2 separate regions of the Homo sapiens genome follow, and region 1 is linked to region 2. Evidence: chromatin loops called from intact Hi-C (ENCODE). Cell type or tissue: endothelial cell of umbilical vein. All regions are shown on one strand. Links, peaks and the distances in the headings refer to the core of each region. The heading gives the core; the rest is flanking DNA.

Evidence for each region. Hi-C counts contacts between places; a loop is a spot of excess contacts. Peaks named below come from ENCODE experiments on the same cell type or tissue, not always from the same donor. Only the 100,000 strongest peaks of a DNase experiment are listed, where the experiment ranks them.
Region 1: it touches region 2 in a loop (5-fold over the local background); 1 of 110 quality-filtered maps calls a loop at or near these places.

Annotation. Positions count from the first base shown.
Region 1 is chr16:21,625,713-21,628,637 of GRCh38, forward strand. The region is part of intron 4 of METTL9 (methyltransferase 9, His-X-His N1(pi)-histidine); the gene reads left to right. Among named protein-coding and RNA genes, the nearest start is that of IGSF6, 25 kb to the right of the region's middle. In endothelial cell of umbilical vein, for the core only: no CTCF peak of the experiment used is centred there; a DNase peak (open chromatin) is centred at 1,259; H3K27ac peaks cover 1,180 bases.
Region 2 is chr16:23,059,698-23,062,622 of GRCh38, forward strand. It overlaps USP31 (ubiquitin specific peptidase 31), which reads right to left. Exons shown (of 16, transcript NM_020718.4): 16 at 1,709-2,925. Among named protein-coding and RNA genes, the nearest start is that of USP31, 88 kb to the right of the region's middle. In endothelial cell of umbilical vein, for the core only: a CTCF peak has its summit at 1,214 (motif pointing left); a DNase peak (open chromatin) is centred at 1,184.

The DNA.
Region 1 (2,925 bases), core at 282-2,781, 1.4 Mb before region 2:
ACTGTGACTTCTGGCCATTCTGACTTAATGCCACATTAAGTTATAGTTTTAGTTTGTGTGGTTTGCATTTTAGGTCATCTTGAAAGTTATGATTTTAAGTCTCCTGCATTTTCATAAGTTAATGTACATTAATATAAAATTATTTATTTTATGAATAATACAAGTTACTATTTAAAAATCTTCAGTGTTTCATTTATTTTTTTGAGACAGAGCCTTGCTCTGTCGCCCAGGCTGGAGTGCAGTGGTGCGATCTTGGCTCACTGCAACCTCTACCTCGTGGGTTCAGGCATTCTCCGGCCTCAGCCTTCTGAGTCCCAAGTAACTGGGACTTCAGGCACATGCCACTATGCCTGGCTAATTTTTGTATTTTCAGTAGAGATGGGGTTTCGCCATGTTGACCAGGCTGGTCTCTAACTCCTGATCTCAGGTGATCCTCCTGTCTCTGCCTCCCAAAATGCTGAGATTACAGGTGCGAGCCACCATCCCTGGCTGAAAAATCTTCAGATTTTCTATTTCACTGCCTCGATTGACCTTGACTTCAGAAACTCTTAAGAGCTCACAGACATTTTGAAGAAATCTATTAGGATTTTGCAAATGTCATTATTATCAAATATGAAAATCTATGTCTTAAGGAATAATGCCCGTTTCATATAACCATTGGATTCTGTGTGGATTTGTGGTGTCACAAATTAATTTAATTTCTTGTATGTGTTTTTTCTCCCCAGATCTTAGTGCCTTCAGATTTAATGCTTGTCTTAATATTTACCAAATGGTTTCAGATTTGTGTTGATAATGGGGAAAATGGGGAATTCTTTCGATATAGAAGGGTGTGGAAAAGAGCAGAGAGAACAGATCTCCCCTTTCCCATCTTAGATCTCCATTTTTATGTTCCTGTTGTCGAGTGGTTTGTCATGGTAAAGAAAAAATGCTTTTAAATGTGAGTGTATATATATCATCTATATGTTGCAAAATGTCCTCCTTCGTGATTCAGCAACCTGATCTTACTTCAGTGCTACTCCTTCCTGTGTAATTAAGCCTCAGCTCCAGCTCTCTGTATTGCACTCACTAGTCATCAGGTTGGAAGGTCCTGGGTTCCTGTGTCCTGTTGGGCAACCGCATGATAGAACTTTAATGCTACTTCCTGGCATAGCAGGAGATGAAAGAGCAGGGGGAAGAAACATCAATCTAACCACGAATTTTATTTCCTTGTGTTTCTGATGCTAAAAATGGAGAGGAAGTCAAACTAGACAAGAGGGAAGTCTCCATGAAGTGTGGAAAACAAGCTCCTTGATTGTGGATGTGCAGAGCTGCCTGTTGAGTCTGAGGAGTCTGGCATGTGACACACTGCAGACCTGAGACAAGAAGCCTTGTTGCTATGGGTGACTTTTAGTGACCTATAAATTTTGCAGGCGCGCCACGGCACTCTATTATTGCTTTCTTTCTCTGAGTCACTAATTAGATCCTGATGATTTCCATGTGAAACCATGAGGACTGGGAGATGCAAAATGGTTTTGCTGTGTAGATTCATGAATGCTGGACTGTTGGAGGATATCTGAGTGTGCTTTGCATACTTGGCTTAATTTGTTTTTTTTTAACTAAAAGTAGTTGTAGGTGAAATGATTACTTAGGTAATTGTTTTGGTAAATGGCTTGAAGTTGAACCACAGCAGTTTTGCTATTTGGAAAAAAAATGAAAAAAATACCATTCTAATTTCAGTTTATTTGGTTTACTGACCCAGTTTTGGCTAGGGGTTATTGAATCTAGTGAGAATTATTTTAAGCACCCCCCAAAGAAGGAAAGATATGAAGTCAAGAGAAGGATAATTATATTGTAAAAATAAAAATTTAATGATGTTTAATTTTTCAAAATTGTAATTTTTATTAAAAAGTAATTCAGTAATTAAAAAAAAATACTTCAAGCAACTTACTAGAGGGTTTACAATAAAAAGTTTCTGGGCTGTGCGTGGTGGCTCATGCTTGTAATCCCAGCACTTTGGGAGGCCAAGGCAGGCAGATCATGAGGTCAGGAGATCGAGACCATCCTGAGTTAACACAGTGAAACACCATCTCTGCTAAAAATATAAAAACAAAATTAGCCGGGTGTGGTGGTGGGCGCCTGTAGTTCCAGCTACTGGGGAGGCTGAGGTGGGAGAACGGCGTGAACCCAGGAGGCGGAGCTTGCCGTGAGCCGAGATTGCACCACTGCACTCCAGCCTGGGTGACAGAGCCAGACTCCATCTCAAAAAACAAACAAAACAAAAAAAGTTTCTCATCCAGTCCAGTTCCACAATCTTGTTCAGGTTTCTTGAATATTCTTTAAAAGATAGTCTATGTAAATGTAAGTCTGTATGTACATTAAAAAAATTATACAGGCAGTTCCCAATTATAAATAACTTCTGTTGCCTTTTTCCACTTAAATGTATCTAGGAAAGTAGTTCTTACCAGCACATATGTCTCCACATGGTTGTCTACATGTAAGCTGTAGATGCTGGAGCTGGCGTGGACTGGTTCATGAGAGCTGATTGTTGTTTTGGTAGGAATTTAAGTGAACTGGTTGTTAAACATGGCCATTATTGAAATTGACCATGATGGGAGTATTTACACTATAGAAATTGGCAAACACTGCAAATAGCCATTTTCTTCTCCAAGCTGGTAGTTACACATTTACCAGCACACCACTAGATGTATAACTTTACTAGAGGAGGTCTCTAGATAGCAATTTGCTTAGTAATGTTTAAAAACAAAACACCCTCCCCTGTCCTCCCCCACTTTTTTTTCTTTCTTTCTTTTTCTTTCTTTTCTGAAAGGGACTTGCTCTGTTGCCCAGACGGGAGTGCAGTGGTGCTGTCACAGCTCACTGCAGCCTTGACCTCCTGGGCTCAAGCTATTCTCCCACCTCAGCCTCCTGAGTAGCTGGGACTACAGG
Region 2 (2,925 bases), core at 264-2,763:
GGAGGCCTGATTCCAACTAGGCACTGCAGTCTCATTTGCACCATCTTCTCACGTTTCACAAGAAAAATGGAGCTGTTAAGACATCCAAAGAGCAAGTCAAACTGATATCAAATCCCTGAAAGCTCTAAGAAACGAGTGCAAGGCCATTGGGTTATATGGCATGCAAAAATGCACCACCAAGGGAGAGGACAGCCCTGTCCTCTGTGTATAGCAGGTGTTGGCAGAGGGTGAAAAACGTAGCTAAGACCAGACCAAACCAAGACCGAATTCCAGAGGGGTTTGCAGAAGGTAGACCCAACCCACCCAGCAAGGTGAAATCTACCAGATGACCCTCGTGGAGAAGCCTGAGAAAGGAACAGGGTCGCAGAGAGGAAACCTGAAGCATCCATCTGGGAGAACCCAGGAAGGAGTGAAGAGCAATGGAAAGTGAATGTATTAGTAAATCGAAGTGATTAACCGTTCAACGTTATGTTAGATGATGTACACAGAATTAGAACATATGACACAGAACCCAGCTGGGAGAAAGGGGATACTGGGGTGGGGGAGGACCTCAAGCTACATCCCACGGAGTCAGAGTGGCCTAGAATCACCCACGGGGCAGTTTAACACACAGGAACATGCAGCTCTGGGCAAGGGGTGTTATCACACCTTTGCTTTCTTCAGGAAGATTTACAGGGACCCGAAAAGTATTCAGAGAGACGTTGACCATTCAAGTATTGAAAGATAATCTTCCAAATCCTAAGGAGACAGGCAAAATGATCCTTAAATATCTGCATAACTATTAAATCTACATATTTTATGACATGTGAACACTTTGTGGCATAATGAAGCCTCTTGAATAATCAGCGTACTACATGGTTAAACTCTCTAACAGAACCTAAGCGAAATCTTACCATTTCAAATTAGAGAGCTTCAGAAGTGCTGTACCTAGCACGGCATGTGGTTCACACTTGTCAGGAACATCAACTCCCCCCACCCCAACCCTAAACCATAATGCTGTGCTTTAGGGAAACAAGATCTGTCCTGATCTGTACTCAACACTTTCCGGGAACAAATGATGGCTGGTGGCACTCCCCTAAACAGAAACCCCTGTTCACTGATACCGTATTCCCCAACTCATACTGAATAAACATTTCCACACTCAGAGGCTAACCACCTGCAGGCTGGACTTCTAAAATGCATAAGAGATCTTTAGTGCCCCCACGTGGCCATAGGTGATGTGACATCCTCAGTAGGGAGTTCTGTCCTGAAGGGTGGGAAAGACAGCTGGAAAAATGTTGTTTGTATCAAAAATATTAAATATCTAGGGTATGAGACAGCGCAGGAAGAATGGCCCCTTTTATACTGCTATTTCTTCCCATCATAAAAGTTTGGTAAGAGGGGGAAAATAATGCGAAATGTTGAAAATCTGTTGGATTGAACCAGAATGTGAGTTTTTGTCCAGTTCCATGGCCCAGGACAAACTGTCTCTAATCCGTCATGGAGGAAATGGGAAGAACCATCCCTGATTGTGAAAATTATACAAGCATGGATGTGATTTTTTGTTTTAAACTTTTACACAGAAAACATATGTATACATCTTTCTGTAACTTGTGTTTTAAACACTGCAATTTTAAGGCATTTTGTAAAGACTGATGCAGTACAATTATTATTATAGTCAACACCAAAAAGATATCAGTTGGCAAGGGGGAGAAAGGAGAAATGTGGCTTGAAGAGGACATCTTGTAATAAATTTATTGTATTTTGTTACATTTTCCACTTTTCTCTTAATTCCAACTGTATACTATATAATCAACGCTGTTTCAGAAATAAAACGTTTCAAACGTAAAAATATAAATTCTGCTTCTTAAAAGTGCATACACTTTGAATAATAAAACATACAAATAAATAACAGAAATCAGTGACACATCTCATGCACTTGTTCTAAAATAAATTTAAAATGTACGATACACTTTTCTTCCAGCCTCTAGGAAAGACATCCTGCCTTCCATATTACTGTACAACTGAAAATGAAAACGACACAGAAATCACTATCCACGGTGCATGAGTAATACCAAAGCACTTTGTGTACAGTGATGTGACATGCAGCTTTCAAGACAACTACAGAAATTCCAGTGTAAAAACTGAAGAGTTCAATCAAGAAACGACTTATGTCAATGAGGCTTAAATTCAATTTTAACCAGTGGTGAGAGGCACAGTTGGTGAGCAGACCTCTATGGAATGCAAACACGTATTTGAAAGGCCTACAAAGAGAACTCCAACTTCGGAAATACTGTAACTGCTTTTGCATTTGGTATGACACCACACCGTTTATAATAGCACCTAGGAAATTTCATATTGCATTTGGACGACTGCAACAGATATCATTATTCTGGATGGCCTTTCTAAAGAAACATTTCCAACTTGCATGTCTACTTGTATCTTCATTCCTTAAAATGTTGAAAACACCAGGTAAATTGTGGTGTTTTGTAGGCAGCATGAGGCTCGACAGAATGAAACCATCAGATTACTTCGAAGGTGTTGTAGTGCATTCAGCTCACCACAGATTAAAACTAAATTTTATTTGCCTCCACAGTTAACACAGAGTGCCAAATTCTGGGATGTGTATTACTTAATGGTAAAACAAACAAAAAACAAAACAAAACAAAAACACGAAAAAATAGCAATAAGGGTTTTTTTTTTTTAAAAAAAAGACACCAAAGAAAATGTTTCACATTCATTTTCAAACTAAAAAAAAGAATTCCTGAAACCACATTCTGGATAAGAACTATCCTAGAGAATGAGCAAAAGTAGGAAATTCAGCGGCAGCCTGGGGTTTGCTACTGTAATTCCTACAAAAAGGCAATAATTCTATCAAAAGCAGGGACAGGCTTTCCAAGGCTAGGAAGGTTGTTTCTTTTCTTCTTCGACAATTTCTAGCTCAGA